Linked DNA regions of Mus musculus: regions 2, 3, 4, 5, 6 and 7 are each linked to region 1. The links are chromatin loops, found by intact Hi-C in ENCODE. Cell type or tissue: left cerebral cortex. All regions are shown on one strand. Region 1 holds the start of Sec24b (Sec24 related gene family, member B (S. cerevisiae)). Region 2 overlaps Mcub (mitochondrial calcium uniporter dominant negative beta subunit). Region 3 holds the start of Pla2g12a (phospholipase A2, group XIIA). Region 4 overlaps Egf (epidermal growth factor). Region 5 overlaps Enpep (glutamyl aminopeptidase). Region 6 overlaps Sec24b (Sec24 related gene family, member B (S. cerevisiae)). Region 7 overlaps Gar1 (GAR1 ribonucleoprotein).

What was found. A loop is a pair of places that touch in the nucleus more often than their neighbours do. Peaks named below come from ENCODE experiments on the same cell type or tissue, not always from the same donor. Only the 100,000 strongest peaks of a DNase experiment are listed, where the experiment ranks them.
Region 2: a loop joins it to region 1, with 3.0 times the contacts of the local background. A loop is called at or near these places in 28 of 42 quality-filtered maps.
Region 3: a loop joins it to region 1, with 2.3 times the contacts of the local background. A loop is called at or near these places in 7 of 42 quality-filtered maps.
Region 4: it touches region 1 in a loop (3-fold over the local background); 9 of 42 quality-filtered maps call a loop at or near these places.
Region 5: it touches region 1 in a loop (4-fold over the local background); 7 of 42 quality-filtered maps call a loop at or near these places.
Region 6: it touches region 1 in a loop (3-fold over the local background); 7 of 42 quality-filtered maps call a loop at or near these places.
Region 7: a loop joins it to region 1, with 4 times the contacts of the local background. A loop is called at or near these places in 22 of 42 quality-filtered maps.

The regions. Positions count from the first base shown.
Region 1 is chr3:130,059,216-130,063,215 of GRCm38, reverse strand. It overlaps Sec24b (Sec24 related gene family, member B (S. cerevisiae)), which reads left to right and starts at 2,309. Exons shown (of 24, transcript NM_207209.3): 1 at 2,309-2,647. The coding sequence starts at 2,548. In left cerebral cortex, a CTCF peak has its summit at 2,314 (motif pointing right); DNase peaks (open chromatin) are centred at 1,724, 2,407 and 3,185; H3K4me3 peaks cover 2,521 bases; H3K27ac peaks cover 2,168 bases.
Region 2 is chr3:129,916,961-129,920,960 of GRCm38, reverse strand. Mcub (mitochondrial calcium uniporter dominant negative beta subunit) reads left to right here. Exons shown (of 8, transcript NM_025779.3): 5 at 2,215-2,375; 6 at 3,819-4,000. Among named protein-coding and RNA genes, the nearest start is that of Gm40150, 12 kb to the right of the region's middle. In left cerebral cortex, a CTCF peak has its summit at 2,328 (motif pointing left); a DNase peak (open chromatin) is centred at 2,326.
Region 3 is chr3:129,876,740-129,880,739 of GRCm38, reverse strand. Pla2g12a (phospholipase A2, group XIIA) reads right to left here and starts at 2,134. Exons shown (of 4, transcript NM_023196.4): 1 at 1,805-2,134. The coding sequence starts at 2,021. In left cerebral cortex, CTCF peaks have their summits at 1,605 and 1,805; DNase peaks (open chromatin) are centred at 1,202, 2,150 and 2,675; H3K4me3 peaks cover 1,923 bases; H3K27ac peaks cover 525 bases.
Region 4 is chr3:129,729,026-129,733,025 of GRCm38, reverse strand. All of the region lies in intron 5 of Egf (epidermal growth factor), which reads left to right. Among named protein-coding and RNA genes, the nearest start is that of 6330410L21Rik, 23 kb to the left of the region's middle. In left cerebral cortex, a CTCF peak has its summit at 2,375 (motif pointing right); no DNase peak of the experiment used is centred here.
Region 5 is chr3:129,298,529-129,302,528 of GRCm38, reverse strand. It overlaps Enpep (glutamyl aminopeptidase), which reads left to right. Exons shown (of 20, transcript NM_007934.3): 9 at 3,366-3,431; 10 at 3,548-3,699. Among named protein-coding and RNA genes, the nearest start is that of Enpep, 32 kb to the left of the region's middle. In left cerebral cortex, a CTCF peak has its summit at 2,478 (motif pointing left); a DNase peak (open chromatin) is centred at 2,465.
Region 6 is chr3:129,995,182-129,999,181 of GRCm38, reverse strand. Sec24b (Sec24 related gene family, member B (S. cerevisiae)) reads left to right here. Exons shown (of 24, transcript NM_207209.3): 12 at 2,383-2,501; 13 at 2,786-2,841; 14 at 3,062-3,268. Among named protein-coding and RNA genes, the nearest start is that of Mcub, 27 kb to the right of the region's middle. In left cerebral cortex, no CTCF peak of the experiment used is centred here; DNase peaks (open chromatin) are centred at 505, 848, 1,639 and 2,903; H3K27ac peaks cover 1,072 bases.
Region 7 is chr3:129,826,832-129,830,831 of GRCm38, reverse strand. Gar1 (GAR1 ribonucleoprotein) reads left to right here. Exons shown (of 7, transcript NM_026578.3): 2 at 1-237; 3 at 1,341-1,495; 4 at 1,868-1,927; 5 at 3,858-4,000. Among named protein-coding and RNA genes, the nearest start is that of Gar1, 2.6 kb to the left of the region's middle. In left cerebral cortex, no CTCF peak of the experiment used is centred here; DNase peaks (open chromatin) are centred at 359, 1,326, 1,547 and 2,020; H3K4me3 peaks cover 1,423 bases; H3K27ac peaks cover 59 bases.

The DNA.
Region 1 (4,000 bases):
AGTGGTGCTAAGGCAGGAGGATCTACAAGTCCATAGCCAGCCTGGAGCTACATAGTGAGATCTTGTCTCAAAAGGAAAACGAAACAAATAAACAATAAGACTCCCACCCCACCCCCAAAAACTCAACCTATATAAACTGATAGTATGATTTATCCATGGTATGATTAAGGTGAAGGTTTTAATTGTAGGGGTGTGTGTGTGTGTGTTAATGAACATGGCCAGCAGACTGGACATGGGCAGGTCTCTCTACAAGGCAGGGGAGAATAGCAGGAGGCAGAGAAAAGAGAATACATGACGAGAATCAGGAGCCAAAGGAGAGAGGGAGAGCACAGAAGAGAGAAGATATAGCAAAAATAGCAGGGCTCTAAGGAGACTGAGTAGCTGAGGGGAGAGGAGCCTGTGAGCTGAAAGGAATTTAGGGTGGGGATGAGGTGAGACGGGCTAGGATGGACTTTGAGATGTATAACAGGTATTCGTGGTACAGAGGAACGATGGAGGGCAGCATGGATTTTGATATGCTAATGGACACCACAGGTAGTTATATATATATAGTCGCTCCTGCTAGAGGTATGAGAAACAACTCCTTTTGATGGAGGGTGTCTTAGGGTTTCATTTCTGTGAAGAGACACCATGACCACAGCAACTCTTATAAAGAGAAATATTTAATTTGGGGCTGGCTTCCAGTTTCTGAGGTTTAGTCCATTATCATCAGGGTGGGAAGGATAGCAGCCTGCAAGCAGATTATGGTGCTGGAGGAGCGGAGATTCTACATCTTGATCTGCAGGCAGCAGCAGGAGACTGCACCATACTTGTGTAGCTTCAGCATATGAGACCTCAAAACCTCAAAACACAGTGAGATAATTCTTCCATCAAGGCCACATCTCCTGATAGTGCCAATCTCGATGGGCTAAGCACTCAAACACTTGAGTCTTCGGGGCCATACCTACTCAAACCATCACAGTGGGGAACAGTTTCCCAGGTTTGTTAGGAAGGCTGCCTTTTATCTAACTGCCAGAAACCCTCCTATAGTCCAGGCTGATGTTTGGATTGCCATTTGGAATTTGGGGTACGGAAGTTTCCTTTAGGCCCAACACAACCGACCAACGGAAGTAAATAATTTTGGAGCCATTACATTATGGAGATCTATGGAAGTGTAATATCTCAGTCTGTGTGAGGAATCTTCCCTGAAGAAATAACATATCCATACACCTGATTGAAATCAGCTAACATCAAGAACACATTGCAGAGGCAGAAAGCCAATCGCCTATTCTTCCCTTACTCACATGGTGTCACCCTTAATTTTAGTAAATTCAAAGGACTCCTGGCAAGGGCTTGAACTGTGACCTCCTTGATGAAGTGGGGGTGTGATCTCTAGCTCAGGGAGGCTGAGCTGCTGCGAACAAAGCCACAATACACATGAATACAGAGCATAATGTGGCTGGAAATCTCAGAACTCCAAAGTTTATTTTTAGTGCGGTTCGATAGGGCATCCGTCATTAACTCACGGCAACTATTTAAGGAAGGCTTTGTGTTCTAGAACTACGAACCTTTGAGGTTGGCATAACCTTCCAGTAAATAGGATTCCAGCGCTCCGGAAATGCCATCTTACTAGATCACATTCTGAATCCGAACGTTTTTGAGCAGTTGCACACCCACCACTGTGTGACCGTGACCTAGTTGGGACCAAGATGCCCAAATGACTTGGATAAAGTAGTCTTTACTTGCCAGTCAGCATGCTGAACGGACCAGGGAGATTGCTTCTAAGACTTCACTAAGGTAGTCAAAGCAAGCTGACCTGTCTTCTGGATGCCACAGCTCTCCTAAACACCAACGGGCGGGCGGAGCCAACCCTTGGTGGGTGGGGGGAATATAAAGTTCGTCTTCAAGCTCTCCTAGTATTAGGCATTCATCTTTCTCCTAGCGTTTAAAGCCACTGGTCAAAGTTCTGGCTTTACTGCCACTGTTATGGGGAATCTGTCATAGAGAAATGTTTTCTCTCTGCTTGGGAATTACACATTTTCAATCAACATTTAGCTTGATTGCGCTGTTAATTTGGAATTAAGTTGGAGTGGGGGGGGGTGGCGTTGTACAAGAATAAATAACAAATCCAAAGCCAGGCTTCCTCTTCCGAGGATGGGTACGTGGGTGGGCTGGGACTGGCGTGACCCAGGACTCGGGACCTCAGCCCGCAGCTTTGCACCGCTCTGCAGCACTGCAGGGCGCAGGCTCCATCCGGGTAGCGGCGGCCACCGTGGCCCGCGCCTTTCCCTTCGGCGGCGGCGCCGCAGCCGCAGTCTGGCCTGTGCGGGGAGGTGGTCGCAGCTCCGGCCTGCAGGGGGCGCTGGCGCGGGAGGGCTGGGCCGGGGTCCGCACGCGTGCGGTGGTGGCGCGGCCGAGCGTGGGTGCCCGGGCCGCGGTCGTCGGTGAGAGTGACTCGGCCTGTGACGCGGGCGCGTTCCTTCCTCTTCCTCTTCCTCCGCGGCCCCGCCTTCCTTCCCTCCGCCCATCTCCCGCCGCGGAGGAGCCGCCGCCGCCAGCCGCGCCGTCATGTCGGCCCCCGCCGGGTCCCCTCACCCGGCCGCCGGCGCCCGGATGCCGCCCAAGCTCGGCGGAGCTGTCTCCGGCCTGGCACCGCCGCAGCAGAACGGTGAGGCGGGAGGCCGGGGCGCGGCGTGGGGCCTAGGCAGGCGGAAGGGAGGGAGAGCGGGCGGGCGGGCGGGCGGCCTGCGCGGTGGCTGGGGGCGGGCAGGGCAGGGCCGGACCGGGGAGGCCGCGGTGGGGCCCCGAGGCCGCGGTGGAGCCTGGAGGCCGCGATGCGGCGAGGGGAGCGACCGAAGGGCCGGCAGGGCGGGGCCGCCGGCCGCCTGCCATCCAGGCCTGCCCTCCCGCGCGGACCGAGGCCGGAGTGGAGGGGTCGGCGGCCCGCACGACCGTCTGCTCCGACCTGGGCGCCGGCCGGTTGCCCCGGGCGACCCTTTGGGCCCCGAGAGCTCACAGGACGCCGGGGCCGCAGAGTGCTTGGTCTATGGAGGGCTGGGAGCAACCTTGGTACCTGGTGGATCGCATCCTTCCGGGCCCCAGGAACGTAGCTTTGATTTTTTTTTTTTTAAGGCCCAGCGAGCACGCCGCCTGGAAGGGAACTTAGTTTGCACTCAAGTTTGTAGGCAGAAGGATGTAAATGTGCTGCAGAAGTGTAACTGTAACCCCGACCCACTTCGGCCTCGGATCTGTTGTGGTTTGCCGCTGCGGTTGCTGCTCAAGCCTTTGGAGTTCGCTTGTAGTAGTGTAGTGTTCCCGGGGTAGCAGGTGTCAACTAAGCGAACACCTTTAGAGTCCCCCATCTCCAGCTTCACTTTCAAGTCTAGGAAAACGTGCCAGAGTTGCTTGGCCCTGTTTTGATGCAAGGCCTGCGTAGGGAAACACGACTGTGGCTTTCATACAGAGGTTATAGGCTCCGAGCATGCAGGAGTTATTGCTGAGAAATGATCTTACCCTAGCGTGCCTGGCCCCTGCTCTGGATATCTGGAATGTTCCTAAGTAGGGGAGGGGCCCTCCTTAGAGAGTTGAGTGTGTCTAATGAGACCCTCCCAAAGTAAAGCGAAGAAAATCCCTCTGCCCTGTGTCAAAAAACAAAACTACTCAATACTCATCAAATCATTGGCCTAGTTTACACAGCGTGCTAATCAAATTTACAGCCAAAGTTTGGAAAATCAGTAATGCTTTTCAAACACGAAACACCCCAAGAATCAGGTGGAATTTTTTATTCACAATTAAAAAAAAATGATGGTTTAGTCTTAAGATCCCTAGGTTGGTCTTACTTATCAATATTTCATGCTTCTTATAGTTGTTGTTTAGTATCAAGAGCTTTTGAAGGTGAACGGTGTCATTTGTATCACACTTGTCCAGGTGAAAACATGGTTTGTGAGCAGCTTTGTCTATTATGTGTGCCTGGGTATAAATGACTGTGCCCCTCCTTGCACATAGAGTTCAGAGGATAACT
Region 2 (4,000 bases), 140 kb after region 1:
CTATTTCATGGGCTAGTTTAAAAATCACCAGTGTAATATATTTGAAAGTAGAGTAGGGGGGCTGTTGAGATGGCTCAGTGGCTAAGAGCACTGACTGCTCTTCCAGAGGTCCTGAGTTCAATTCCCAGCAACCACATGGTGGCTCATAACTATCTGTAATAGGATCCAATACCCTCTTCTGGTGTGTCTGAAGACAGCTACAATGTACTCATAAACATAAAATAAATAAATAAATCTTAAAAAAAAAAAGAAGAAGAAGGAAGAAAGCAGAGTAGAACACAGCAGTAGATCTATCCAGCCTTGAGCTTTTCTTTGTTGGAGACTACTGCTGATTCAATCTTATTACTCATTTTAGACTGGTTTATTTATACCTCCTTCAATATTGGTAGGTCATACATGTCTTGAAATTTATCAGTTTCTTCTAAATTTTCCAATTTGTTAAAGATATTCTGAAAGTATTCCTCACTGCGTCTCCAGATGTCATTTCTATGGTAATACAGCTCATTTTTGCATTTTATTGTTCTCTTGATTAATTTGGCCGAAGGCTCGTCAGCCTTGTTCTCCCTTGTGAGGACCAACTTGTCTCACCAACCCATTGTTGCTCTGGCCTGGCTCATGAATCCCACCTTAGTCCTTGTTGCTTCACATCTACTAACTTTGGGTTTATCTTGTCTCTGTTCTTCTAAGCCCCAATGGATAAATTACAATGACATGTGTGACCTGCCAATATTGAAACAAGAAGATACCAAGAGCCTAGAAAGCGGGTCTGTAATGAGCAATAAGATTGGGTTGCTTCTTTGAGACCTAACTTTTTAATGTGGTGCTCAGTTATGACCGACCCTGCAGCGCTCTATCCACGGTTCTGGGAAGCAGTGGTTTCATTTCAGCTGGCTGAGGGCCTCTCCATTTCCTCCCCGATTCTGTCCAAGGACCACTTACTATTCAAGCGTCTCTGGTCCAGTCTCCAGGGTGTATAGTGTGTGCTTTGCTTCTTACTCCTGGTTTCTAGTGTAATTCTACTGTAATCATTATGATCGGGTAAGCTGCAAGGAATTCTTTCTTTTTCCTTCTTTATATTTGCTAACTCTTTCTCTTTAGAATAAGTGGTCTGTTTTAGAGAAAACTCCATGGCCTGGCCAAAAAAAAAAAAAAAAAATGTATACCCTATAGGTTTTGAATAAAATATTCTATGGTAGAGTTTAACTTTGAAATGTCTACTGACTTTTTGGATTAATATGGCTTTTTGATTAATATGGATTACATATAAAATTCAAAGACATTCACATACCCATAAACACCACACACACACACACACACACACACATACACACACACACACACAATGTGTGTGTGTATGCATGGTGAGGTTGTAAAAATATGTTTTATACAATTTTTTGAGGCAGGTTCTCATTTTGTAGCCAGGACTGGAGTTATGAGCTATGTGACCTGGCCTGGCCTTGAAGTCATGGTGACCCTCCCATTACTGTATCTGGACTGATCTGCCCCTTGTTGCCCAATGGTGTTTATGAACCTGGGTGCATCAATGTTCCATATATATATATATGTATATATATATATATATATATATACATATACATACACACATGCACATATATGTGTGTGTATATATAGATATTTGTAATTATTATATCTAAATAGATTGTCTCCCTTATTACTATATAATGATTTCCTCTGTTCTTCCTAATTTTGGTTTGAAACATGCTTTGTCCTATCTCACAACTGCTCTGTCAGATCCTATAGCTCATGTCCTATCCCATACTGCTGTCAGATCCTATAGCTCAGGGGCTGCTCTTTTGTGTCCGTTCATTTTTCTCCCCATGTACATCGTTGCCATTGAGGTTTCTTGGAAACAGGTATTGCTTTTAACCCATTCAGCCCATCTCCATCCTGAGACCACACACATGCCCATATGTGATGTTTTTAAAGCCACCATAAAGTCACAATACGAAAGGATACAGGAACATCTGACCCCCAAAAGTTGAATTTTAAACCCACTCTCTGGTTACTTACCACTACAAATTGACTTTGGACGAGACTGGTGATCAACTAAATCCTGGTGGACTAAGGAACAGCGGGGGCAGGCCCAGACCAGAGCTCAGCCAACCAAGCTCAGGGACTCAGATTTCATGGCCTGGACTTACCTAGAGAAAAACCGCGTGGTAAATGCCTACGGTCTCTCTTACCTTTTCTCAGAAGAGCCAAGTGGAGAGCATATGACTGAGTTGGAAAACACCAAGTCCTTGGTTCACAGACTATTCACTATCCTGCATTTAGAGGAGATCCAGAAGAGACGAGAGCGCCATCTGATGGCGAAGATCGACCACCTGCAGGAACAGCTGCGGCCCTTGGAGCAGGTGGGAAGGCTTCCTAGCCTGTCTGTGTGCAATTGACGCAAGCCTTTTGTTAAGGAGTGAGTGCCTGTCACGGGAGCGTTGGGGTATTTTGTGTATGCTTATTTTCTCCTTCAGTCTGAAAATGGGCTGTGAGCTGCGACCTGTGAGACGAGTACTATCTTCCTGGTTTTGAGATGAGGGCACAAGGCAACCGAGGTGTACAGCTAGTGTGTGGCAGGTGATCTGACCCAGAGCTGGGATCTTCTGCCTCCTCAGCATCACCAGAAGTCTCTGGACAGCAGACTGTTAAATGGGATATTGTAGAGTGCTACATCTCAGGTTTTATTTCTGCCTAAGAGAACTGTGGGTGGCAAGTTAGTAATGGCTCAAAACCTATGGGTCTTTTCTCCAAACTATGGGGGAAAACACAAACAAAAACCCTGATTGTTATCTATCTATCTATTGATTGATTAATTGATTGATTGATTGATGAATGGGGTGTGGTCATCTGTTTTAAGGGAAAACTTGAATTCTTTAAGCTGTAATTCCACTTATAATATTTAAAAAATGGTTAGAGGTAAAGGAAAGGGGAAATGGGGTGGGGGGAGTTTATGGAGGGGGAATTGGGAAGGGGGACAACATTTGAAATGTAAATAAAATAATTTAAAAAATGGGTCTTCGTGTATGACTTGAAACTCTAGAAATGCAGTAATTATCTCCAAAGGCACTGGGAGAACGGTAGAGATGCACTTTTTTGGTTTTGTTTTTTCTGGATTATTTACCCACGTTTTGCTTTTTAAGAAATGATATTCTGGGTACGGTGGTGCCTGCCTTCACCCAGCACTTGTGGGGCAGAGGCAGGCAGATCTCTATGAATTCAAACCCAGCCTGATCTGCACAGCAAGTCTGGGGAAGACAGCTCCATCTACGAGATGACCCTGCTTCATTTCACAGGACAGAGTGCATCTCTGCACAGAGTGCCTGAGAGATGAGTCACAGAGTGGCCTTGGAGGGACAAAGAAAGAGGCCCAGGATTTCACATGGGTTTCAAAACCAGCTTATAGGCTTCTAATTGTAAACCTCTTATAGTGTTCATGGGTTTTGGTTTTGGTTTTTGAGACAGGGTCTCTCTGTGATCCTGGCTGTCCTGTAACTGTTTACCAGGCTGCCCTCAGACTCAGAGATCCTCTTGCCTCTGACTTCTGAGTGCTGGGATTAAAGGCATGTGACACTACGCCTGGCTAGTTTGTTTTCGACGAGCAGATATTACCTTTATAACTTAAAAATGTTAATGTACTGATTTGGAAATAAGCCATTGTTATATATTTCATAAATGTCATTTTTCTACCTACATGACCTCTTCAAAGCAATGCAAAGTGTTCACTGGTTCAACTGCTTCTTCTTGGTTTTGTTTCTCCCTTAAGTTGGCAAACTCATAAACCGAATGGTTTTCCCTTCCTCCAGGTCAAAGCTGCAATAGAAGCCCGGTCGGAAGCCAACACCAGTGGTCTCCTGTGGGCCGGCTTAGCTCTGCTCTCCGTGCAGGGCGGGGCGCTGGCCTGGCTTACTTGGTGGGTGTACTCCTGGGATATCATGGAGCCAGTTACCTTCTTCCTGTCGTTTGCGAATTCCATCGTCTTTTTTGC
Region 3 (4,000 bases), 180 kb after region 1:
TAGGGAGAGGAGGGAGGGGATAGGGGGTTTTGGGAGGGGAAACTAGGAAAGGGGATAACATTTAAAATGTAAATAAAGAAAATATCTAATAAAAAAAATAGAACTTGTGCCTTAGCAAAGTTATCATTTACTCCTTGTTACCCACGACACCCCACTAATACAGCTCACAAAAACAAAATATTGTACAGGAAGAAAATATTCTTTTTGGTGTGTATCGGTGGAAGGTTTTAGGCCTAAGTTTTGGAGGCAAATGGAGATCCCTAGAATGAATTCAATGGAATGTTCTTTATATTATCATAAAGATGGAGGCTATCTGTAGACTTATAAGCTGCAGGGACGTCACAGGTTTACAGGAGAGACTTTTTTAAAATTAAGTTTACCAACTCTGCAATCAGGGTTTCTCACTAAAGTCATGAATTTCCCTATTATTTTCAGCTGGTAGCCTTGGCTAATCTCATAAGAAGCTTGATTTTACAAGTTCTATATCCTAACATTCTGAATTGCCAAACAGAAGCCTCATCCCACCCCTCAAAACACACACACACACACACACACACACACACACACACACACACACACACACAGAATGCTTTAAAATAAAACAAAACACTAAAACAACAAAAAACCCTCACTCAAATCACTGCCTTAAGTGCTGATTTTATGACTATTCACGCTGCCATGAAACAAGTTCTCAGATTCAAACAGAATGTTTAAAAACAATGAAAGGAATGAGCAGACAAACTCTAATATTGACAGAGAATAAGGAAGAGAGGCCAGTGATACCCAAGAAAGCTACAAGGCGGACAAGATGGCTTGTGTCTGTCATCCAAAACCTGGGTGGCCAAGGAACAGGAGTTTAAGGTCAGTCTCAGCTACATACCAACTTCAATGCCAGCATGGGCTACCTGAGACCCTGTCTCAAAAATCAAATCAAGACAAAACTGCAAGTCTTAGATTGTTTTCCAGAAGTTAGGGAACTTTTTCAATGCAGTATACCTCCCTCAAAAACCAAGTACATCAGAAATCTATACAAAAGCCACAATTTATTTTACCTAGCTTTGCAGGTAAACAAACAAAATGGCACTTAACACCAACTGATGGCTTTTAAATTGTCGTTTGGCTTTCTATGTTTAGCTGAACCAATTACATGATGTGTGTGCGCGCGCCTGTGCATGACCGCACGTGCTAAACTCAGTCTGTCCCACTTCCCTCCCACCTTTCCCGCCCCCCACCCCCACCCCGCCCCGTACATCAGAAAGTTCTTAGGCAACTTTGTGCAATGGCGGGGAGAGAGGGCGAGAAGCTCAGATGCAAAGGAGAGCAGAGTGCAGAGCGCGCACTCAGGTGACCTCTCACATTTGTTCCCAGCTTGCTCAATCCCAAGGACAGCACGCTCCAAGCGCTGCTCATTCTTTCCACACCCGAGGACGCAGTCAATGCCTGTCTGGCGTCTGTTCCCCTAATCCCCCTGTCCCGCACTCGTCCTTCCATCCCGCTTCCCTGTCCCCGCCCCCCTGCTCCGCAAGTGTCCCCCGCCCCACAACCTGCCCCACACGTACCCCTCCATCTTCTAGCCCCCCACTTGTGCCCCATCCACCTGCTCCACACTTGTTCATCTACCTGTTCCACACTCCACACACACACATCCCCCTGCCTGGCACCAGTCCCTTTATTTTCTCGCTTCATACCCGTCCCCATCCACTTGCCTGGCTCGGATTCTCGCATTTCCCCCCAACCCCCCAGCCTCCGGGGACTGTCCCGCCTCCAACCCCCTGCCACCCCGCGCCCCCTTGTCGCGGCTCACCGTCGCTGCACTTGTACTGGCAGAGCCCGTCCTCCCCGCCCAGCAGGTCCAGCGCGGCGTTGAGGTACGTGTCTATCTTGTGGATGCCGTTGCGGATGGTCTTGAGGGTGGCCCTCCAGTCGGTGGTCTGGTCCTGTTCCTGCCCACGCGCAGTGGCCAGCAGCAGGAGGAGGAGGAGCGCGGGGCTCCGGGCGGGCGCGGGCCGCGGAGTCACCATCTGCGGGGCCGGCGCGGCGGGGCTGGGCAGCGGCGCGCGCTCCGGCTCCGGCTCAGGCCCCCGGCCTCCTCCGCGCTCGCGAGCTCGCGCCCCGTCACTGAGCTGCGCCGAACGGTGGGCCCGCCCGGGCACGCGCGCCGCTGCCCACAGTGCGCATGCGCCCGAGCGTGGGAGCCTCATTGCCCACGTGGTCTCCGGAACGCTCCCGTAGCTTACGGTCCTGCCTCTATGGAGTCTTAAAAACGCCTTGCCAATGCCCTAGACATAGTCATTGCTTTGGTTCAACACCACAGTGAATTGGTTTTGTTTTGTTTTGTTTGTTTTTTGTATTGTTTTTCAAGACTGGGTCTCTGTGTAGCCCTGGCTGTCCTGGAACTCACCTAGACCAGGTTGGCCTCGAACTCAAGAGATCCGCCTGCTGGGATTAAAGGCGTGCGCCACCGCCTCCCAGCTCCTAGTGAGGTTTGTTTGCTTGCTTGTTTTACAAAGCTCTCCTGTTTACCGAGACACCATAATTTAGAACGACTCCAGTAGCACAGCCTCCCTTGGGCTCCGCAGTCCCAGCCTTTACTGGACAAGGCCTGGGGTCCAGCGTAGAAAACTGTTTGAACACGGGCTGGCCTTGCACCCTACCAAGCCTGGATTTGCCTCCTGGGTTCTTGTGGGAACCCTATGATCAGCCGCAGTCCTAGCAGCGCAGCATGGTCTGGAGGATTGTTGAAGATGGAACTCTGCTCAATCTGCCAGAGCACTTCCTCCATTGCTTCTAATTCTAAGGAAGGAGAAGTTGGCAGTTATCCCTCCTTAAAATTCTAAATACTGTAGAGAAAAAGCTAATCACCGACTAGGCAGAGGAAAGGGAGGCAGGAGTGTGTCTTCCGAAGCGGGACAAATGCGGTAAGGTTACCTGGGACCAGCCCTCAGTTAATTTTTCTGAGACAGAGTCTTGGCCTGTAGCCCAGGCTGCCCTCCAACTTGCCTTGAACACACTATCCTCTCAAGTGCTAGGATCTTGGCGCCAAGCCTCTCTCTTTTCTATTTCTTTACACATTTACATCTTGCTGAATGTATGTCTTTTACCTTAACAATAACCTGTGCTCTGAGGACACGGGTTGCCGCGTGTCTCTCTCTGGGGATTACGTTCTCAAATGCCAGATTCTTTGGCACCTTTTCTCGTCTATTGCACACGGATGCAATAACACGACTGGTTAAACCGGATTCAGTTCCTCACTTCTCTTTATGATCTGCCATCCATGGCCACAGCAGTCACCTCATAATTAAAATAAAATCTCACCATTGCCACAGACTCAGATCCCCCTCCCTGGTACCCTGTCGTCATCAGTTTTGTCCCCAGACACTGTATTTTCTTTCCTTGACCCATCTAGAACCAGGGGCATTCTCCTTCCCCAAGGTGGCTTCTGTCTTCTTCAGTCTCCCTTGGAACAGTCTGGGATCTCCTGTCTTCCATATCTCATGTCAGCCCTCCACCCTCCCCTGCCTCTTCCTCCCTGCCTCCCATTTCAACTTTAATTCTTCAGTGGTTTCAAGTCTTGGGCACGAGGCCACACCCAGCTTGTCCTTTTCTCTGATGCACTATGGGTACCAGGACACGGAGCTGCTCTCCATCCTGTGTGTGGCTGGCCCCTCAAGCTGCAAGGCCTTTGGAAAGCTGCCTGAGAACCTCATCTGTGACTTCATTTTCTTCCCTGTTGCTGTGAGAAAGTACTCTGACAAAAGCAACGCTAAGAGCCAGTGAGAAAGCTCAGCGTTTGCTACATGAGCCTAATAGCCTCTTGGTACCCGAGACCCGCAGTGGAAGGAGAGAAGGGGGTTCCCCCAAGTTGTCCTCAGACGTCTACGTGCACCTACAAACACATCATCATTGTTATCATCGTAGCCGCCAGCAGCCACGGGTTCCTGGGTTCCTGAAAGGAAAGCTGGGGATGGATGGGAAGGACAGTGAGAGAAATTACGAGCCA
Region 4 (4,000 bases), 330 kb after region 1:
AATCCAGGCGTTGCCCCTTCCTCCCTGTTTAATGCCCCAACCTCCAGATTCTAACAACTCCTCACCTGTAAGCAAACCTCCTTGTGCTCCCTCCCAGAGCTCCCCCTCCCCCACTGCTCCCTAGGAAGTTAGATACCCTACCTCCATTTCCTAGGCTGCAGGGACCAACAGCCTCCACAGGTGAGAATCTGACCTTGTCCCATCTTAGTTAAAACCTTTGACAGCTTTCAGCAATGAATGCACAGTCTCCTCACTGGCCCCTCTGTGCATTTCATGGCTTTGTACGTCACGGGGGTCTGTGTTTCATTTTGTACCATGGTGTCTTCCATTCCCTGTCCCAGATAGCCTCAGAGGTTTGACATTCTTCCCAAGAAGGGCTTCCTTTCTGCCAGGCTAGTCAGCACACTCCAGAACCAAACTCTACCCTCCCCTCCCCTCCCCCCCTCCTCTCCTCTCTTCCCTTCCACTCGCTCCCCTTTTCTTCCTTGGCCCTCTTCTTATCCTCCAAGAAACAGCTCCACACCACTGCCTTCGAGAACACCTTTCCTGACCAACTTAGTGGTTGCACCCCAGAGTTCTGAGAACATATTTGCAGAGAGTGTGTTCTTGGAGAAGTTCTCCAATCACATGGCACCCAGCATGCTTAGCTGTCACTGCCAGTCTCTCTAAACTTCCTTAGCAATGGAGACAGGGAATACAGCTCTCCACTCTACTCCAAAGCCAAGAGGATTTTAACTAGTGATGGAAAAAACAAATGTGGACGCTGCCCCACCCCGACTCCACCCTTGGCGTGCTCCCCCCTAAATTAGAAGGAACCAGTTTGCAAGATAGGTGATATCTCAGAACACTGCCTTTGTGTCTAAGAGCAGCAGGCCTACTCATTGACTGTCCCCAGAGTTTTCTACTTGGGGCCTTTCCCTAGATTATGTCGTCTAACTTCGTGATAACTTTATGGACAAGGGTGGGCTTTGAGTTCTGTTTTAGAAACTAAAAACACATCTCGGGTGCTTTCCAGTGTGGTGGGGTTGGGATTGGAACTCAGGGTGATTGACGCGGGTGATTGACGCTATGCATCTCCCCCCCTGACCACATGGACTCTCACTCCATTGGTCATTTATGTCATAGCACAGATTTCTGTGAACTGTTTTGGGAAAACCTGTCATCTACCCATTTACTCCTCCTGCTGGTTAAAGAGACCACGGAGTTCACACTTCCCCTTTCAGGCACTTTAAACACAGAAAAGCCTTCCCATGCCCTACCCACTCTGAGCTCCTTCTAGCTGATTCCAAACAAAGACTTTAACTCACATTTGTGTCAGCCCAGGTAAGTTGGTCTCTCCCTGCTGCCCTGATCTTATAGGATTACACTAAACCCAGTGTGGGAACGTCTATGTGCACACTGTCAGTGGTGTATTAATGAACTTCTATGTGCACACTGTCAATGGTGCATTAATGAACTTCTATGTGCACACTGTCAGTGGTGTATTAATGAACTTCTATGTGCACATTATCAGTGGTGTACTAATGAAATTCTATGTGCACATTCTCAATGATGTATTAATGAACTTCCTTGTGCACATCATTAATGGTGCATTAATGAACTTCTATGTGCACACTATCAATGGAGTATTAATGAACTTCTGTGTGCACACTATTTATGGTGTGTTAATGGTGAACTTCTAAAGACTTTATGTTTTGACTGCTTACAGGCGTTATTTAGCAAAGGGTCTAATTTTATTATTGTTCTTCTTCTTTCTTCTGTTTTCCTTAGATGTAGATCTGAGGTTTAAGATTATGAGTCTCAAAAGCATATTCATTGGCCAGTAGGGGAACCAGTCTTCCAAATGGTGTGAAAGATTTGACAATGACTTCATGCACAAAACACCACTGACTTTCTTTAATTCTGTAAGCTACTACTTGTAGACATTTAAAATAAAATATGGATTGTTCAGTCACTCATAGCTACTGTCACATCTTAACAAGTGTCACAGATCCATGCCACTGGCGAGAAAGCCCTGGCTCAAGCAAAGCCAGCCTCACAGTACAGGACTCTCCTGTTGCCAAGTGGCTGCCATTTGAAATGCCTTTTTAAATACTTGAAGATGCTCTTTATGTCTTTATGGCTCCTTGTTTGCTGTGAGGGCTCATACATTGCTTTTTCCCGCATGCCTGCTGATGGGGTCTCAGATTATTTAACCTGTAGCTTTTCCTTGTCCTGTGTTTGTTCGAGAAAACAATTCATTTGTCCTGGATCGCTGTCCACTTTCTGAATTTTCCACACCTTTGGTGTTGCTTAACATGTTTGTCTCCCTTGTCGTTCTCAGAATTGGAGCATTGGCCCCAGAAGCCTAAGAGCCAGTATTTTTTTAGGAACACTTCCTGGATAAGCCTGCAGGCGGCACTGCACCCCTCCGATTGTACCAATTGACAGACACACAGGGGCCAGCTCCCGGTCAGGTTTTGGCTAACCAGCAGGTCAGAAGTTGCCAGCTCGGTCTACCATCTATAAACTTCCCTTCTGCCCTTTGCACAATGGCTTTAGACGCTGCTGATTAGTGCCTATGTCACTAACATCATTTTTTTTTTTTAATTAAGAGCTCAGAGTGAAGCCATCCCCTCTATCACTATCTACCATTTATCTGCTTGAATTCCTATACACAGAGGAATCTTTCCATATCAAATATAGCGTTGCTCCAAGGAGCTAGTATAGGAAATGAAAATTCGAAACTTGATGCTCTCCCAGACGTGCATGTTTGAAGAAGAAAGAGTTTGTTTCCCAGAACCACCCAAAGCATCTTTTATGGCTTTTCCTTTCTAAGTGATTGGCATGCTTCTATCGGTTGTGACTAGCCTCTTGATACTTGCCCTGCAGTATCTCTCACCAGAGGAGCTCATCTGAGGCTTGTCTGCATAGGAAAGATGAACACTAGGTTCCTCTTTCTGGGGTGATGCTGCCGCTGAAGGCCTGGGATGCAAGGCCACTGTGCGACTGGGGACACAGGGGACAGGGGAGCAGGCTCATGCACACCTCAGTTTCCCCACCTTCACTGTATGGGATGGCCAGGCTTGTCAGTAATGGGCATAAAATAAGAAAGGGAGGGTGTCATAAATGCTAGTTCTCCCAGCTGCTCACAGGAACTAGTACACACCAGCAAATGCTCCATTCATCCTCGGCCCCAAAACACCTATTTTTCAACTCCTTCAAAGCCACTGGTTGCTTTCCATTCTAATTCTTAAAAGGAATCCAGAAGGATAAAAATAGCAAGTAGCCAAATCCTGTTCGGGTGATTGCTTTTTGTTTTGTTTTGTTTTTAAACCACAGTTTAAAATTCCAGTAGCACAAAACGGCAAGTCTTTATTTTGTATGTGTGTGTCTGTGTGTGTATTCACAGAGAACCCCCTTGCCCATTCCCCAAATCTATACTACATACTTTGCAGAACCTTTGAGGAGGCTCAGGCAGTTATTTATGAGAACTTACACGTAAGAAAGGCAATAAGCAAGTGAATCAAAATGTGATCGTAGGTTTTACAGAGGTTAACACACTGTAACATTCTAAGTACGTATGTACACAGGCACACAGGCGTGCATGAGCGCACACACAGAGTCCATATATAAAAAGCACTCAGAAGGTGTGAGATTGAGTCACAATTCTACACTTATTTGATCCTTGACAAAATTCTTAATCTATAAAATACTATTTGTTGTAAACATTCTGAGGGTTTGTTCTAAACATTAAGTATCATAATTTAATTTATAAAAATGGTACTCTTAATTTTTATTGATATGTGCTAAATATTTAGGGACTGCCAAATACTTAGTTGTAAGAATCATTGGGGTTGGGTGGTGGTGGCTACACAGAGAAACCCTCCTTCCAAAAACTAAAAAAAAAAAAAAAAAAAAAAAAGCCTCATTTGGGGTAAATGGACTGAACAAAGAGAAGAAAAGTTTTCTCGATGGGGTGAATGTTACACGGAATTCAGAATTTAAGATACAAACAGAG
Region 5 (4,000 bases), 760 kb after region 1:
AACATTTGTACACAGATTATCAGTTCTTTGTCATGCTGTTTTCTAGGATCATGGCACTACAGGACAATCCCTCCCCCATAACTCTCCTGTTGCCATGTCTTCATAGGTGACATTTATTTAATGCTTTGATATCTTAAATGTAGTGGTCCCTATTTTGGATAAATAGTAAAATGCCTATGTGTCTATTAAAACAAGAGAAGAAAATATTTAGAAAATATTTAGGGTACATACAAAGATATTTTGTTCATTAACAAAACATCCTGTGGGGATATGTGGTGCAGCAGCTATGAGCATGTATAACTCCCTATGAGCTTCAGACTCAATTCTCAGCACTCCTCTATTGTGAGCATCTTCATGTAGACCCTGCCTCCCATGCCCTTAGGTGTGCTTCAGTGCCTGTAGAACTTTTCACATATTACGAGATATAGAAGATGTTTGTTGAGTGAATGTCTATAATGTATAGGGTTGGACATATAAATAAATAATAATAAAAAACCCTGGGCATGGTGGTGCATACCTTTAATCCCAGCATTTGGGAAGCAGAGGCAGGCATATCTGTGAGTTCAAGGCCAATTTAATCTACGTAGTAATTTCAGGTCAACTAGGGCTACACAGTGAGTACACAGTGAGACCCTATCTCAAAATAAATTAAAAAATACTTTTTAAAAAGCAAGAGAAAAGAAAGCGTTCCTTAAAAACTTATTATACTTCTATTCATATAGTGTTCATTTTAAACTGCTGTTAAGACATTCTCAGTATCTTAAGAGCTGAGTTTAAATTAAATGTTTCTTCATACTAACTTTTGTAGAGAACTATCAGAAAAGTAGACAGCCAGGATAACCACTCAATAAATCCTCAGACCATTCAACAAGTTCTCAGTCCTCCTTAACCTAGTGTGTTGTCATTAACTTAAAAAGCCTCACCTGAGACTAATATTTCTCAAGTTACAACAGTCTCTAGCCATGACTACAAATGGTCCTACAAATTTAACCTGGCTCAATGGCTAATAGGCAGTATGTCTTATACAATTAAAGTGTTATGGAGTGGATATATTTATAGGAAAAAAAACATCAACGCACTTTTTCTTTCTTTCAATTTTCAAACCGGAACTGGTATTATCAGGTATCTGTGTAGCTCTAAGATCACCTGGGACATTCACCCTGTCACCTGACTCACCCTTGAACACACCTGTCATCACACCATGGCTGTTGCCCCAAAGTCCCATGGTCTGGGAAACTGGCGTTCAAGGACTTTCCTTTATAAATTCTAGCTTTCTACCCAGGCTGATTCTCCATTAGGAAAAGTGGGACTCTGAAATTTGGGTCGACCAGTTGTCTCCTTTTCTGTGTTCGTCTTACCAAGTACAGCGTCACACAACAGAATGATGCTGTCATTCACTGAAAGACTCCTGGGCCACAATTGCGCATTGTAAAGGTGCAATAGATGGTGAGACATTAGTAAGAAATGTATGAGAAATGTATCTATCTTCTCTTGTTCTACTATTACCTGGGTAAAGATGAATGGCTGATCTGGGAAGGCCTTTCCTTCCTAGGACACTAACAGCACACACTGTTCCTTTTCCGTCTGTGCTCACCAGTACCAGCTAACGAGGGAGCTATGGCCTGGCTTGTCATGTGATTTAGACTCAAAAGTTAACATGACTGTGATAAGGAGAAGAAAGGAAATTCTGAGTGTTGACTATTAGGAAGCACTGACCTGGCAAAGATAAAAGTGGTACTTTTTGGTACTGTTTATGTAAGATTCAATCTGGCTTATATTTCATGAGAAACAATAAACTGCAATGGAGAAGAAGGAGAAGAAGGAGAAGAAGGAGAAGAAGGAGAAGAAGGAGAAGAAGGAGAAGGAGGAGGAGGAGGAGAGGGGGAGGGGGAGGAGAAGGAGGAGGAGGAGGAGGTGGTGGGGGAGGAGGAAGAGGAGGAAAAGCCAAACTAATACCCACACATTGATCCAGCAGTCAGATTCCTGCTAACCAGTCTCAGACACTCCTCTCTTCCTCCAAGGACACAGGGCCATTTCTTTCATTACAAAAACAGGAGCATTATATTAAGTAATATTTAAGGCCCTATCTAGTTCCAAGATGGCTTGCCTATTTCTCTGCTGAAAAAATGTTGCAAGTGTCCAAAAAACAAACAAACAAACAAACAAACAAACAAACAAACAATATTTAGCAAGATAGACACAAGGTCAAGGCCAGCCTGGACTACACAGGGAAATTCTGTCTCAAAAGTAAACAAGAATCAGCAAAACAAAACAAAACAAAACAAAACACAACCCACTGAGCAAATGAACTCCTCTACGATGCTTTTATGAAGGCATTGCTCCCTAGAAGATGGTATTAACCTGTAGCTACAGTTAGAACTGTTATTATATACTAAGTGTTACTATATACTAAGAGTCTGGAATGAAGATCAGAAACACACTTCTTCCTTCCTTTGTCTGCCCTCTGGTGGTAGTATTGAGTAGTGAGTTAACCAAAAGAATTAACATAGGGGCAGGATTCCAAGGCAGCCTCAGCCATGTTTGGAGGGGTTCTGGGATTGGAAGTTTGTTTTATTTCTAAGTGCCCAGAACAAAGAAGAATATAGAAGATAATGTGACCTACATATAGTGCTTCCTGAAACTTTAAAGCAACTTAGAGATTAAATGTTATATACAAAGTTACGCCCTGGGAACACTTGAAAAGTTTGATTTCTAGGTAAGATTCCCACACATTAAATCGCACAGGACAGGGAGAGAGCAGAAACACTGGCAAGTCTCCAAAGACCAACCCCCCAGCACTGGCCAGGTAAGGGATGAGGAAAGACTGAGATAGCTCTCAGGGTGGGGGTGGGGGGCTGTCTCAGTGCTTCTGAAATTCCCATGCAGAGATCTTGTGAGCAAAACTTCCAAAGGGACAGCTTTCTATTTAAAAGATTTATGTTTTAAAAGTATTTGAAGAATAAAGACTTGCTCTCCTAAGTGAGTAACTTCTCCTATCTACTCATAACCACCTTGATCATTATTCAAAAGACTTCATGCCTGTTCTCTTCCTTAGCATGGCAAATTCGACCCACTAGCATTTAAGTTCAAGAACTGAGGAAGTGTCCACCTTTAAGACGGCTGAAAAATGGAAACAATACTTAATCATATGAAAATCAAACAGCACTGAAATATCAGTGTCTGGAAATGATGTTTTACTGCAAGAAAGTCACTGCTGTTTCTTGGATGGTGTTTGTGTGTGTGTGTGTGTGTGTGTGTGTGTGTGTGTGTGTGCTTATGTTATCTCATGCCATGGAAACACCAGGAGCAGTTATGGGAGGTTTGGGTGAAGGAAGACTGGCCTTTAAAGTACTCATCTTTTACAGATTTACTTGAAAAAATTCCAGTTCGCGAATGCAAAAACTTCCGACTTTTGGGATTCACTGCAAGAGGTGAGGAAGGCCTTGTCCGCTCAATTCCGAAGCAATTTACATTTTAATATCACTAATTATTTTTAATTTCCCCGCATTTACAAACTAATGGAGCTCCATTGTCCTCCCAACCACAGGCAAGCAATCTGCCAGTGAAAGAAGTGATGGACACCTGGACTAGCCAGATGGGTTATCCTGTGGTCACTGTGAGTGGAAGGCAGAACATCACCCAGAAACGCTTTCTGTTGGACTCCAAAGCTGATCCTTCGCAGCCACCGTCAGAGCTCGGGTAAAGATGACTCACTTTAAAAGAACAGGAGAAATTACTCAGCAGAAATACTGCTCGTACACTTAGGTCCTGCCTTCGTGGTATGATTGGCATGTGACAGTGTAAAGGTACAGCCTTTAGGCAACAGAGAGGTCAAGGCTAGCCAAGTGGCAGAACTGAGCGTTTGCCCACGTTTATCTTCTATGTGGACATGGACATCAAAGAATAAAAGAGTGGAAGCAGTGGAAAAAAATAAAGCCAGGTGTTGAACATGAGTGGGCGGGGCTGTGGGCAGTATGGAATGCTGGGAGAAAGGCTAAAG
Region 6 (4,000 bases), 64 kb after region 1:
AGCAGGCACTGCCATGTGGTTTCAGTCCCATCTGGGCTGATGGACCTATAGATCTATAGATCACAGCTGATCTGTAAGTGGGGGGCTAGCGGCTGGGCTGCCTGGGCAGTAGGGGGTTGGCATGAAAGGATCAGGCCTTCACAGCTGTTGCTGAGTTGGTGACTGGCTAGGATGTTCCTGAAAATATTGAGTTAAGTATTCTTGCCAGGTGTTGACAGTATCTATTAATTAGCTAGATTTTGTTTATTCCACAGTGTGGGTGCATCTCCAGACATTTAAAATACAAATATCTATAGACTCTAGCTATAGTTTATGGCTGTACAAGGCATTTTTTCACAAGCTAGCTGTATTGTATGGTGAGAGACTGGTTTGAAGAGAGGGAGGTAGGAGCTGAGTTTGTGCTGAAATCGTTCGGAAGCCAGAGAGTGAGCTCTGCATACCCACCCGTGCATGAGCCACACGCTGCTGCCTCGTGGAAATTGGAGCAGAGTATATATAGTGTCTTAACTCTCACCTGCTTGTCTGCCAGCAGATGTGAAGGAGTCTGTGTTCCCCCTGGGCTCAGGGCCCCTGGAGGTACTTGAGTAGTGGAGCAGGTTCCCACTGTGTCTCCTGCTCCAGCAATCCATGTCCTCCATTAGTCTCAGGAAAGTACGAGGAGACGGCCCTGGTTATTCCAGTGAGAAGTGACTATTTATAGATTAGATGGCATAAAATTAAAAGGGCAAAACTGAGAATGGGAAAGAGTTATTTTTGCTTGGTTCCAACAGAAAATAGACCCTGGGAGAGTGAGGGCAGAGCTAGCCTGGAAGCACATCCAGCGCTGTAGTAGCCCATTTCCTGAAGTCCAGCGCTCTGCAGATGCTCCTAAAAGAGAGAACGTGGGGGAGGTCAGGAGTCTGACTCTGGTTGCTGACTAATGCCATCAGACTTCTGAACTTCTCAAAGGAGTGCATATTAATCTCTAGAGACAAGTCTTGAGCAGTATCGGCCCCTGAATACTGTGTTTTTGACTGGCCTTGAGACTATCTGAGCAAACACATCAGTCATCCGTAGCAGGAGGAAGGGTTGTGCTTTGGCACACGTTCTGCTGTTGAAGATTTGCATAGCTCAGTGATGTGTACTGCATGCGTGCCTGGGATGCAGGGAGAGCAGGAGAGGGCATTGGATACCCAGAACTAGAGTTAGGATCTTATCAGCCTCTATCAGTTTAGGGAACCACACTTGGGTTCTCCCCAGGAACAGCAAGTGCTCTTAACCACTGAGCCATCAATAACCCTTGGAATCATTTGTATTAAAAAAAAATATCCTAAGGCATTCTAAATCATACCCTATGTAACCACATGAACACAGCTGGGCGGGCACACTTGGAGATGCACTTCTGTAATGACGGAAACTGAGGGGCGAGTGGCAGGCGGGCTGCATTCTTGGGGCCGTGGGATTGTTTTGAAAACTGAGTTCTTTAACAGACAACTTCCTGGTGATTGATAATAATCATTTTGATGTTCATAACTAATTTTTGTTTAAAATTCGCCCCTTAAAGTCTAACAACGTTGTTAGTGTTTTTACTGAAAAACCTTTTCCTGAAAAGTATTTCCCAGAGAGTGCATTCAGCCCTGGGTTTGCCTGCCCTGGAGACTGTGTCTGAATATGCAGATTAGTCATCCATTTCAGGAGTCAGCACTTGCAATGTGTTATACTACTGTGTGGTACTAAGACAGAAAATAAGAGCACATCTTTATTTAAGAGTAAGGGTAAGATGTGGTGCCTCACTCCTGTAATTTTATAATTCAGCACCTGAGTCAGCAGAGCCACAAGTTCAAGGCCAGCCAGAGTGACGAAAGTCCAGGTCTCAAAACAAAACAACCAGCACTTTAGGCCAGTGGTTCTCTCGCTGTGGGGTACAACCCCTTTGTGGGGTCAAACGGCTCTTTCTCAGGGGTCACATATCAGATGTCCTGCATATCAGATATTTACATTACAATTCATAACAGTGGCAAAATTACAGTTATAAAGCAGCAACAACAATATTTTACGGTGGGGTCACCATAATGTGAGAAACTGTATTAAAGGGTGCAGCCTTAGGGAGGTTGAGAACGCTGCCTTAGGAGAAAGTCGGCATGCAATGTTGAGCTTCTAGAAAGCACTTGAGTTCTGTTTGTTCTTCCCTGAAGGCTAGTTCGCCTTCTGAGCCCAAATTAATGTGAGTGTTCCTGCCTGAAAACAAGACACTGAATCTGTCACTTTCCTGTGTGTGGTTCATATTCCTGTCCCCTGTATGAAGTCATGTGCAGCTACTCTGCGGCCTAATGTGCTGTGTCATTGTTTTGTAAACAATGTGACTGGACACTTTGAATTTCAAGTTGTCATTTTTGTCACAAGGCTTCCTGGAGATTCACGAACAAGAATAGGATTCATGACTTTTGACAGCACCATTCACTTCTACAATCTACAAGAAGGGTTATCCCAGCCGCAGATGTTGATTGTATCTGATATAGACGGTAAGCGGCAGCGGGGGAGTCTCTGTAGCTGTGGACTTTACCGTGGGGTCATGTGCTGTGAGCATGATTTGGTATACCTTGGAAATGCTTGGTTCTAACTTTTTACGTGTGTGTGCGTGCATGCGCACGCATGCATTGCATGTGTATATATGAAGCATATGGAGTATATGTATTTACTAAGGCAGAATTCCAATATGCATGGCAAGTGTCTTTGTAGAACCAACCCTCACTACTTTCTGATGTTCTCCCGACTGTGTGCTGATGGAGTGTTTTTGTCCCTGTAGATGTTTTTCTGCCCACGCCGGATAGTCTGCTTGTGAATCTGTATGAAAGCAAAGAGGTGAGATTAGTTTGTTTTCTCAAAATGTCAAGACACTTACTGCCTCAGCAGTTTCGCAGTAAGCTTGGTTTCCTGGTGCAGTGCGTGAGACACTGGAGGGAGGAATCTAGTGAGCCTCCTTCACAGCCCAGAGACGCAGCTGCCGTGCTTTACCCTGGAGTGTGCTTGAGAAGAAAACTGTCCCGCTGTCTCAGTAATTCACCCTCCACTCTTTCCTCAGCTTATAAAAGACTTACTGAATGCATTACCAAGTATGTTCATCAATACCAGAGAAACACACAGTGCCCTTGGACCTGCACTTCAGGCTGCCTTCAAACTCATGTCTCCCACGGGCGGCCGCGTGTCTGTATTTCAGACACAGTTACCTTCCTTGGGGGCAGGACTTCTGCAGTCCAGAGAAGATCCGAATCAGAGGTCGAGTACCAAGGTATTGTATGTCGAGTGTTTGGATCATAACCACGGGCGTTCTCTTTCCCCACAAAGTCAAGTCATCTGTGTCCTCGTCATTGCTTCATCGGCGGTGATAAATAGCCAGGAAGAATTGAAGCCACATTTCCTTTATTTGGGGGTTAGGTGTATTCTTCTTCTTACTCAGTTAGCAGCCATAAATTTGAGGAGCGCACGTGATGAGCATTGGGTGTGGTGGTACCCTGGTACCCATCTGACCAGCAGACCTGCAGCTCCTCTAGCCTCGTTTGCACTCATACCCACACACTAACAAGATCAATTATTGTTTTAGTGTTTAGAAACCTACCCTAATCCTTTTATTTACAGATGAAAAAAAGTAGTGTCTTGTCAAAGGTTGGATGGCTTTTTAGAGATCAAACTGTGGCTTGATTTTCTGTCCCCAGTGTCATTTATTTTCTTTCTTTTTTTCTTTAATATATTTTTTATTGGATATTTTATTTACATTTCAAATGTTTTCCCATTTCCAGGTCTCCCTTTTAGAAACCCCCTATTGCGTCCCCCCTCTCCCTGCCTCTATGAGGGTGCTCCCCCACCCACCCACCCACTCCTGTCTTCTTGCCCTGGCATTCCCCTACACTGGGCATTGAACACCCTCAGGCCCAAGGGCCTCTCTTCCCACTGATGTCCAACAGGGCCATCCTCTGCCACATATGCAACTGGAGCCAGGGGTCCCTCCATGCGTACTCTTTGG
Region 7 (4,000 bases), 230 kb after region 1:
GAGGCGGAGGTCGCGGAGGCTTTAATCGCGGTGGTGGAGGCGGAGGCTTCAACCGTGGCGGCGGCAGCAACAACCACTTCCGAGGGGGCGGCGGAGGCGGCGGCGGCAGTTTCAGGGGCGGAGGCGGCGGCGGCGGCGGCAGTTTCAGGGGCGGCGGCCGAGGAGGATTTGGACGAGGGGGCGGTCGTGGAGGCTTTAATAAATTTCAAGATCAAGGGCCTCCAGAACGTGTCGTCTGTAAGTCGTCTTCTGAGCTTAACCTCCTTTGCATTGGGAATAGAATCCGGTTTAAGTTATTAGTGCGTTTGTTGATAAGACTCCGAAAGGCAAGTCGCTTGAGTGCCCTGACACGTATAAGGGACTGATCATGAGAACCGAAATGCAGTGTGGAGGTGAACTTGAGTTGGGACTGAAAAGATGAGACTTAGACAACATTGAGTACCTGGCTCCTTCTAAAGGGCAGAACACTTTTTAGGATTAAGTATGATTCCTTAGTGATATAGTTGAAACACAAAGCCAAGTTTTTAGTTTTCGTAGCTCATATTTTCAGTTACCAGAAAATACCTACAGAATTCACACTCCATAACCATGCAGCCTAGTTTGAACACTCATTCCCTTGCACCCTGCAAAATCATGTTGTAAATAAGTGTGTGTACTATCTTGTGTAGGGCCACATTCATAGTTCCCTGGGTTCCATGCTGCCTGAAGTCTGTGCATTGGACACACGGATGGAGAAGGGATTTCAAAAGAAATATAAGTAGAACTTGGCTGATAGTGAGAAGAAAAGGTTCTAGTTGTTGCTAAGGTTGGGGAGTTAGTTTTGTAGGCGAATGGTATTAATCCTGGGTTACAGAAACAGAGGTGCCTTGTGTTTGCACACTTCCCAGGAAGGGATAATCACTGGTGAAGAAGTGGTAGTGGTGATGAGTTCTGAGAAAGGAGGGAGGGATCAATAAAGCCAGAGTGGTTCACATTTGAGGCTGGGGAGGAAGAAGAGTCAATGGAACGTAGCATTGAATGCAGCTGTAACAGCCATGACAGGGTAACTGGTGGACAGCGAGTGAGCACCATTGTAAGCACCTAGTTTGTTGTTCCTGTTGCTTTAGCATCAGGTGTGGCTGCAGTTAGATGTGACTGGCCTCATTTTACAGTGTACAGACAGAAGGGGAGTCTCTTTTAGGTCCCCTGGTAGTGGCATGCTAACTTGGGACTACAGTGTTGACAGCTGAGCTCTGCCATAGAGGGGATCAGATATGGGGAAAGACAAGTGGCAAAGCCCACTGGATTCCCGAGTTGGTCAGTGTTTGCAGTGGCCTCGTGTCTGTTCTGTGCTGTTTCAGTGTTAGGAGAATTCATGCATCCCTGTGAAGATGACATCGTGTGTAAATGTACCACCGAGGAGAACAAGGTGCCCTACTTCAACGCCCCTGTTTACTTAGAAAACAAAGAGCAAGTCGGGAAAGTGGATGAGATATTTGGACAGCTTAGAGATTTTGTATCCTTTCTGATTGGGTGAGTCAGCAATCTTGTTAAGAATTATCGTGTCCCTTCCTCCCCAGCCAGAAATATCAAAGCAAACTCACTGTTTCATTCAGTGAGATAGCAAAGCTACAGACGAGTCTCACGGAGGAGGATCTGTAGGGAGCGCATCCGTCCATATTTAAAAATGATGCGCCAAGGAGAGATGGCTGTCCTCTGGGTTCTGGGAGTGGTGGCCATTTGAATACGTGCCACCAGATTGTATTGGCTCTTCTGTCTCTTGGGTTTTTGGTTTTGTTTTAATTATTTTAAAGAAAATGCCATTTCTACTTGGAAATTTCTTATAGCTAGGCATTCTTAGTGTCTTTTTCCTTAATTTAATTAATAGTATTTTTCAGTTAAGTTGTCAGAAAACATGAAGGCATCTTCCTTTAAAAAGCTACAGAAGGTGAGTCATACTTAAATTAAGATTTTGGATTCAGAGGGGGTGGTGTGTGTCTTCCTTGAGACACTCACAGCTCCTCCAGTTCGTGAAGTGAAGTGCTGAGGCTGTTCCACAGTAGTAACCAAGCACTGAGTTACCCAAGTGTCTCTGCTACAGCCCTAGCTGGCCCGGAACTCACTTGTTGAGCTTACATTGGCTTCTGACTTTATATGACCTTCCTGCCTATACCTCCTAAGTCCTGCAGTTACAGTGTGTGCTGTCACACCCAGTGGAAGCTTACCAGTGCTGAGAAGTAACAATGAACCAGTAGTCCCAGCACTTGGAGGCAGAGAGATGGCAGGAGAGCAGCTTTGAGTCTGGCTTAGGCTACGTAGTGAATTCCAGGTCATCTTGAGATGCTTGGCATATGTAGATAGATACTAAAGGTTTTCACATATATCTGTATTTAGTCTTAGCCTTCCTTGAGGTGGTGCTTTTGAAACTGGAAGCTAAGAGTCTTACACCTGGTGTGCATCACAAATACCTGAAGACAGCTCTTAAAATGGCATCCTTGAAGATCCCATTCTTATAAATTTGACCCAGTTGCCCTTAAGTAGCACTCACAATGAAGTTTCAGGAAAGAAGGCTGGAGAATTTTGATGTCCTTAGACAAGTACTTCAGCACTAGGCTGCCAGAGAGGGGAGTGTATTCTACATGGAGAAAACTGAAGTGTCTGCGATGATGGGGTAGGGAAAGTTCTCAATTCAAAAAAGGCTGGCGAGGTAAGAAGGAGCTTTATACATCCTGAGAAAGACTAGATTTTAGTTTTAACATTGTTTCTGAATACTAGGGTGAACTTGATCTTTACATTGGTGCTCTAAAAGAGCACGGGAGTGACAGAGAAGCCCTCTAGGGAAGGACCAGCAGTGTAGGCTGTAAGAAGCCACAGTTGCTATGGGGTAAAGCTGGAGTCCATGGAAATTGAAAGGAGGTGGAGCTGTGAGCAGAGGAGGAGGAGTCAGTTGGTGTGGTAACTATCACCATTGTTAGGTGTTGGATTCCAGCATCTTTGTGCCTTATGATCCTACTCACTGACTTAGGCAGCATTGGAGAACAGAGGTTGAAAAAAGACAATGAATTTCATTTGGGGTATAGTGAGTTTAAGATAACTGAGGTCGGCAGAAGATTAGGCGTTCACGGGTGAGTATAGGTTAGAGATAATGCTGGGAGGTGGTCGATGAACAGACACTGTCTAGGAAGGATGGCCGCAGTGCAGCACTCAGGAGAGCTTCAGGCCCCATCTCAGATTTAAACTACTGGCACAGGGTTACAGGAAAGGTGGCTGCTCACCACAAGCATGCTGTGCAAATAGGGATAGAAAAGTAGACTAGTTTCCAAGAGGAGTGCTTAGCTGTGGTCAAGTACACATACTATTCAGAGGATTCAGGAATGGGTAGTCAGCTGTCAAAGAGCTTATGGAATGGCGGTCCCAAGAGCCAGATTGGAACTGGAAAGTAGATGGAGACAACTTGCTAATAGCAAGTGACCACTGGTTGTAGATGGAAAAACTAATAGAATACTTTCTTAAAATAGCTAATTTACCAAAGTCTTCCCAATTGTACTATAATTCAGATAATTTTCTCTTGGCAGCTCTCTTAAGTGAAAATGTAAATTTTTAGGACATTTTTTATTTAAAATAGGGTTGAATTTGCCTTATTTTTATGTGTTTTTGTGCAGTCCACAGCACTGTCTTATGTGTCTTTTGATCTTCACAGAAATTTGTGATAGGTACTTTTATCTACATTCTATATATAAGAAACCTAATTAGAGGGAGGAAAGACTAAGTCCTTGTCCAGAACCATTCAGTATAAACGCCAGGAGTGGGGTTTGAACCTAAGTAGATTCACCTGTAGCATACTGCCCTTGTCATACTAACTATCACTCAACTTGCAGTTCTATATAGACCCATACAAGCTGCTGCCGCTGCAGAGGTTTCTGCCTCGTCCTCCTGGTGAGAAAGGACCTCCCAGAGGTGGCGGCGGTGGCGGCAGGGGAGGTCGAGGAGGAGGAAGAGGAGGCGGTGGCCGAGGTGGTGG